2 separate regions of the Homo sapiens genome follow, and region 1 is linked to region 2. The links are chromatin contacts, found by Hi-C or POLR2A ChIA-PET in ENCODE. All regions are on one chromosome and are shown on one strand. Each heading gives the region's core, a stretch centred on a gene start or an enhancer-like site at or near the end of the contact. The rest is flanking DNA. Distances are from core to core; before and after follow the strand shown. Region 1 has its middle 54 kb from the start of COQ2. Region 2 has its middle 22 kb from the start of HPSE.

Region 1 (3,354 bases), core at 390-2,889, 130 kb before region 2:
TATATTTGAACTCTGTAACTTCTGAATAATGTGCAAAGCATGTCCTCTGGGATCCGAGGGACCAGGTGTAATGGGGTTAAGTTGAATTCAAAGCTTGAACACGTAGCCTTCTTGTTTTCTGTAACTATTCTCTTCTTGTCCAGAAGGCCCCGTTTCCTCTGATGGCGAGATAGAGTGATGAAGTGAAGGTAGATCACCAAACATAAACTTTCCAAGTAAAGGTAGCCAGAGTCTACTTTGGGGTTAACCTAATCTCTTTTGGGGAAATGCTCAGCGTTTTAGGCATTTTCTTCTCTCCTCTTCCCTTAGCCAAGATGGCCTTGGGGAGAGGGAAAGTTTATGCACTCACGTGGCATTGGTGGTGTTGTGGCTGGTTCACAGTGGGCTTTTGTTTGGCCCAGTGGGCACTTGCTGGGCTCTTGTTGCAGTGTTTTGTCCCACTGAAACCAGGTCATTGGTCTCTGATGTCATCGCCTCCTCTTGACCTCCAGTGGCATTGTTGCATTGCCTCGGAGCTCTGCAGGCTGACTAGGCCTTTTGGACTTTCCAGTTTTATCCAAAGCACACAGGAGGCCCCTACAAAAGAACACTCCCCAGGAACCTTTGTCTCAGGAAATCTTTCCAGCGTCTGCCTCTGAACTACTCTCTGTCCTGTCCTCTACTCCAGACTTTTCCCTTGTGATTAAGTTCTTGTCTCCTTGGACTAGGTCCTTTGTATCAGACAGAAAGCTGCCCTTATGTGGGTGGGGGCATAAGTCTCTCTTTGGTTCCACCCTATAACCCTGGGCCAGCCCTTCTTATTCTCAAGCAGAGTCCTGGATCCTGAGACCCTAGTCTGAACCTGTATCCCATCCCCATAATTTGAGTAGGTGAAGCAAAAATGAATCTGTACCCCATCCCCATAATTTGAGTAGGTGAAGCAAAAATGATCAAATCTGGCCAGGCATGGTGGCTCATCCCTGTTGTTCCAGCACTTTGGGGGGCTGAGGCGGGAGAACTGCTTGAGCCCAGGAGTCTGAGACCAGCCTAGGCAACATAGTGAGACCTTGTTTCCACAAACAAACAAACAACCCAATCTGTGAATGCCAAGATTGCTTAAGAATTAACAAATAGCATTTGAAAAAGATGTAAGAATTGTTAGGAACATAAAAGTTATAGGATACTAATTCCTTTAAAATAAAAATGCAAAGTTTCTTCCTAATTAACTTTTTTCTAACACTTAGGTTTGAGATAATTAGAAGAAAAGTTTACATATAGATTAGCGTCACTATTAGCCAAATAGTGCCTTTATAAAAATCACAGAGAGGCCTTTTTCTCTGGTGGTGGGGTGTGGCATAGAGTCCTAAGCAGGACTCACAGCTTGGCAAGGCAAGAGGAGCACAGACTGGATTTTGGTCCCTACTCACCCGTCAGGTGGTTGCTTTTTGGTAATAAACATCCTGCCCAATCATACGAAGTGGCCTGATATAGATGATATTTATTAACTACATGACCTTGGGCAAACATCTCAGTCCTTAGAACTTTAGATGCCTCATATAACAAGTGAGAGGGGCTGACCTCTGAGGTCCTTTGTATCTACAAATACTATGCTCCACGGCATCAGTAATTTTTTTTTTCTTTTTTTTAACTAAATGAGAGTCTTCACAGAAAGTAGAGGAAGTACCAAATGCTGGCCACCGGAAGGAACCAGTCTGAAAAGTAGAAGTGACAGAAACCCATGGGCAAAAGTGGTCAGGTTATTCTAGAGTTCATGATAGGGAGAGTTGGACATCATTAGATATATATCCGAGACTTTGGTAAGACACATCTAAAAATTTTTCCTAAATAATAAGATTCCCTGGACAGAGACTCCCAAAGGGAAGATGACAAGTGTTTGGGAGAAGTGCTGCAAAATGAAATCTCTATCTTCCAAACAGGATGATGTGGAACAGAAAAAAAGGGGGAGAGTTATTTAAAGAGAGACACACTTGGCCAGGCGTATTGGTTCAGGGCACTTTGGGAGGCCGACACAGGTGGATCACTTGAGGCCAGGAGTTCAAGACCAGTCTGGCCAATATGGTGAAACCCCATCTCTACAAAAACTAAAAAAAAAATAGCTGGATGCTAATGCTCTGAGATGACAGATTTTTGGAACTGTGGATGTAAAGCCCATAGACCTTAACATTAGTGTGTCCAGTCCCATGACATTTCATTAGCTTATGGCTTCTGCTCCAGAGACTCCCACCATTTCCCCATTGATAAGGGAGAGGAAGGAGGAAGTAAGAGATTATTTAAAAACAGTTGTGAAACTACCAAGGTCTGTGGTTGAGAGTTGGTTTTCTAACCAACCTTTGTCTAGTCTAGTCTAACCTTTGACTACAGACATCATATAAGGGACACGGTTGCCTCAGATGCAGAAGATATCAGGAAGGGCTGATTTGTTCCACACTATTTGACCACACTGATTGCAACAGGATGTGGACATGTTTTGCTATGAGTGTGTCCTAAAACATTGGAAAGAAACCCCACATCCTGTCACCCTCCCTGAGGGCAAGGACACTTAGAGTGGAGAAATCTGAGGTTTAACCTGTGCTGGGGATGATGACTGATACAACAAAGGATATAGGACCTCACCTAATGAATTTCAAAGATTGCTGATGTAAGATGCACCAAGAACAAATGTTGGTGTCCTGGTAGTAGAGCAGGGGACCCCTTGTGAGACCTGTCTTTGATCTTGGGAACACAAATCTTACAACATATTTATGACTGTGAAGGCAAAAGAAATCTTCAACGATGAGGTCTGGAAATTCTGAATATTCTATGCAAAGTATTAGAATTTCACAAGAGAGGACTTTGCTCAGAAGAGAAAAATGAACAGGCACCAAGTGGTAATTCACAGAAGTGTCATTCCCATGCTCTTAACTCTCAAGTGTGTTTTGAGATCAGGAAACATGGAGTCCTTATTCTCACTGTGTCCCCTGTTTGAAGACTGATTAATTAAGATGTCATTCATGACATGGTGAGCCATCTTGAGATATTTGAATATCCTGCCACCATGGGAACCCAGACCTACCTCTGGACTAATTATTGGGAGGGGATTGTGGGAAAGAATAATGACTGGGAAATAGAAATCTTTAAGATGCTCTTGAGCAGAACAAATTTCTCCTCCAATAAAGATGTCCATGTGTTTGTATTTGGCATGGATAATACCATGTATTCTGTAACCCCAATTCTTTAGTATTAGCTCTTTGTGAAAACCTTCTTAGAAACAAGGTGATTTCACTAGATTGTGTTTGGGGGCTATAATTTTATGATCCTATGAAAGATTGTCCCCTACTTTGCCACTTCTGCCAATAAGACCTCTATGTCCTGTCT
Region 2 (3,319 bases), core at 530-3,029:
CGGAGTCTCACTGTATCGCCCAGGCTGGAGTGCAGTGGCACGATCTGGGCTCACTGCAGCCTCCACCTCCTGGGTTGAAGCAATTATCCTGCCTCAGCCTCCTGAGTAGCTGAGATTACAGGTGTGCGCCACCACACCCGGCTAATTTTTGTATTTTTTGGTAGAGATGGGGTTTTGCCATGTTGACCAGGCTGGTCTCTAACTCCTGAGCTCAGGCAATCCGCCCTCCTCGGCCTCCCAAAGTGCTGGAATTACAGGAGTGAGCCACCGTGCCTGGCCAGAAGGGAAGCTTTATTTAAAAATTTGGGATCAGCAGAAAAGAATGTTAGCTCTGGCTTATGGGTGCAACTCCCTCCAGACCCCTCAGGAAGAAATTTAGAACAAAGAACGGTGCTCAGAGTTCAGTCTTCAGTTCCTGCTTATCTGAGGTCGATGTGTCAGTGGATCCATTTGGTGGAGATCCAGGTTTCTGAAAAACAACTCAGGGATATATATTAAGATGTTATATTTAGGGCCAGGCCCAGCACTTTGGGAGGCGGAGGCAGGTGGATTGCCTGAGCTCAGGAGTTCAAGACCAGCCTGGGCAACATGGCAAAACCCCATCTCTACTAAAAATGCAAAAACTAGTCAGGCCTGGTGGTGCACACGTGTAATCCCAGCTACTTGGGAGGCTGAGGCAGGAGAATCGCTTGAACCTGGGAAGCGGAGATTGCAGTGAGCTGAGATCGTGCCACTGCACTCCAGCCTGGGCAACAGCGTGAGACCCTGTCTCAAAAAAAAAAAAAAAAAAAAAAAAAAAAAAAGAAGAAACAAAAAAGAAAGTTGTTATCTTTAGTTTCTCTAGAGGAACCAAGCATCTGACTCTAACTTCCTCGTCTATTGTTTTAGGCTACTGTTACCTTCTGCTTGTCAGGTTGCTTATTTACTTCTCAGGGCTAGCTAAGTGCCTGGAATTTCATTTGAAGGAACTCAGAATTTTCCTTTATTTCCATGTTTGGAGGCTCACAGGCTACTAAGAGAGGGTTCTTGCTCCATCTGACCGTAATCATAATCTCAGCGCTTTGGGAGGTTGAGGTGGGAGGATTGCTTGAGCCTAGGAGTTCAAGGTTAGAGTGAGCTATGATTGCACCACTGCACTCCAGCCTGGGTGATAGAGTGAGACCCTATCTCTAAGCAAAGAAAAAAAATAAAGACTTCAACATTCGTATTATGAACTAGAGTTCGACATTTGTTTATGGTTCTTTTTGCTTTTAGGTAAAATTTACCTACAATAAAATATACAAATCTTGAGTGTAACATTGGATGAGTTTTGACAAATTCATAAATCCAAATGTCTATCACTCCAGAAAGTCCCTTTAAGCCCTTTCCCAGTAAATCCCCGCCCCCATACCCAGAGGCAAGCACTGTTCTGACTTTGTCCATCATAAATTAGTTTAGCTTGCTCTAGAACTTGAAGAGGAAGAAGAATTACAGGTTACACACTCTTTGTGTTAAGTTCTTTTTACTCAGCACAGTGTTTTTTGAAATTAGTTCAGGCTATTGAATGTATCTGAGTTTATTCATTTTTTTCTAAGTAGTTTCCATTGCGTGAATATATCATAGCTTGTTTATCTATTTTCCTATTGATGGGCATGTGAGGTTGTTGACAAGTTTTGGTATTATGAATAAAGCTGCTAAGAACATTCTTATCTCACTCTTTTTGTAGAGCTATGTTTTCATTTCTCAAGGGTAAATAACTAGGAGTGGAACTTCTGAGTCATAGGATTGGTATGAAACTGCCAAAAGTTTTTCCAAAGTGGTTGTATCATTTTACACTCCCATGAACAATGTATGAGAGCTCTCGTGGTTCCATTAGACCAACACTTCATGTTGCCAGTTTTTAAAATTTTAGCCATTCTGGTGGGTGTATAATCCACCTCATCGTGGTTTTCTTTTTCATTTCTATGATGACTAATAATGTTCTTTATGTGCTTATTTGCCATTTGAATAGGTTCCTTTATGAAATGACTGTTGAATTTTTTGCTAATTGGATAACATTTTAACATATATAAGGGTTGTATACCCTTCAAGATAGCAAAAATTTAAAAAGAATTCAGAATTCTGTGAATTCAGATACATAAATATCTACAGAGCCAAAGAAATGCAAAGTGCATTGGCACAATGGGCCAGTCTAAGTGGGGTGTCAGAGTTCTGTAAGTTGCTTTACGAAATCCCAGCACTTTGGGAGGCTGAGGCGGGTGGATCGCGAGGTCAGGAGGTCGAGACCATCCTAGCTAACATGGTGAAACCCCATCTCTACTAAAAATACAAAAAAATAGCTGGGCATGGTGGCGGGTGCCTGTAATCCCAGCTACTTGGGAGGCTGAGGCAGAAGAATGGCGTGAACCTGGGAGGTGGAGCTTGCAGTGAGCCGAGATTGCACCACTACACTCCAGGCTGGGTGACAGAGCTAGACTCTGTCTCAAAAAAAAAAAAAAAAAAAAAATAATAATAATTAGGTCATGATAGGATTCACACTCAGGGATGTGGGCTAAGTGACCAGGGCCACATTATGACTCTCATGGGCTCTGGGCACTTTTGCCTTTGTGGGAAAATGAATTAGAAATTATATTTTAGCACTGCATTGGTATACAGATAAACATAATCCAAATGGATTCAATGTTATATGTGCATTATTATTTTATTAATTTTTGTCCTGATTTAAAAAGAAATAAAAATTAGAACACATTTGTGGGCATCTGTAAGTATTGTAGGCTCTAGACACTATGCCCTTCTGCCTAATTCTGAGTAAGTCAGCCCTGTAAGTGACCATGCCCCTTTTAAGGTATGGCATGAAAAACTATAGAAATTACAAAAGGGACTTCAACCTAGGTCAGGCTTGTGAGGAAAGCCATCCTGGAGGTCTGCAGTCCAGGCCTAATGTCCTAGCTAAAACCTCTGGTTGTTCTGCAAGAATGTGGAATGACATAATCTTTTCCTTGGTGAGTAAGCATCTTTCAACCTCAGAGAGGATTAAGTATAGGAATGTTTACCAGAAATTTCACCTATACTTGAATATTTTGGGGTTAAAGAAACTGTACATGTTTGATATGGAAACATTTAAGAGAATTTGGCCGATTAGAGTAATACTTTAGCTTTGTAATTCTTAAGTGTGTAATTGAGCAATTGATTTAGCTCATGATTTTAAGTTGAAATATTATTGGTTTAATTTATTAGATATTAACTTACCTAAGAAAATGGGAAAGTTTTGTTTAAGCAGTACTTGAAAGGAAAATCAAATATGTTAAATGTATAAATATAGTTGGAAATATTTAAGGAA

Evidence for each region. Hi-C counts contacts between places; a loop is a spot of excess contacts on that map. ChIA-PET counts read pairs that join two places held with the same protein, here RNA polymerase II (POLR2A). Pooled maps may share reads with other maps.
Region 1: a loop to region 2 is called in a pooled map, with 7 times the contacts of the local background. The contact joins two enhancer-like sites. A Hi-C loop is called at or near these places in 9 of 50 pooled maps. POLR2A ChIA-PET finds 5 or more read pairs at or near these places in 2 of 52 experiments (activated CD4-positive, alpha-beta T cell and activated T-cell).

What each region holds. Positions count from the first base shown.
Region 1 is chr4:83,229,440-83,232,793 of GRCh38, forward strand. No RefSeq gene overlaps it. Among named protein-coding and RNA genes, the nearest start is that of COQ2, 54 kb to the right of the region's middle. Within about 2 kb of position 1,640, at least 7 of the 41 ENCODE cell types and tissues checked have a DNase peak (open chromatin) inside an H3K27ac peak, as active enhancers do.
Region 2 is chr4:83,355,657-83,358,975 of GRCh38, forward strand. No RefSeq gene overlaps it. Among named protein-coding and RNA genes, the nearest start is that of HPSE, 22 kb to the left of the region's middle. Within about 2 kb of position 1,780, at least 7 of the 41 ENCODE cell types and tissues checked have a DNase peak (open chromatin) inside an H3K27ac peak, as active enhancers do.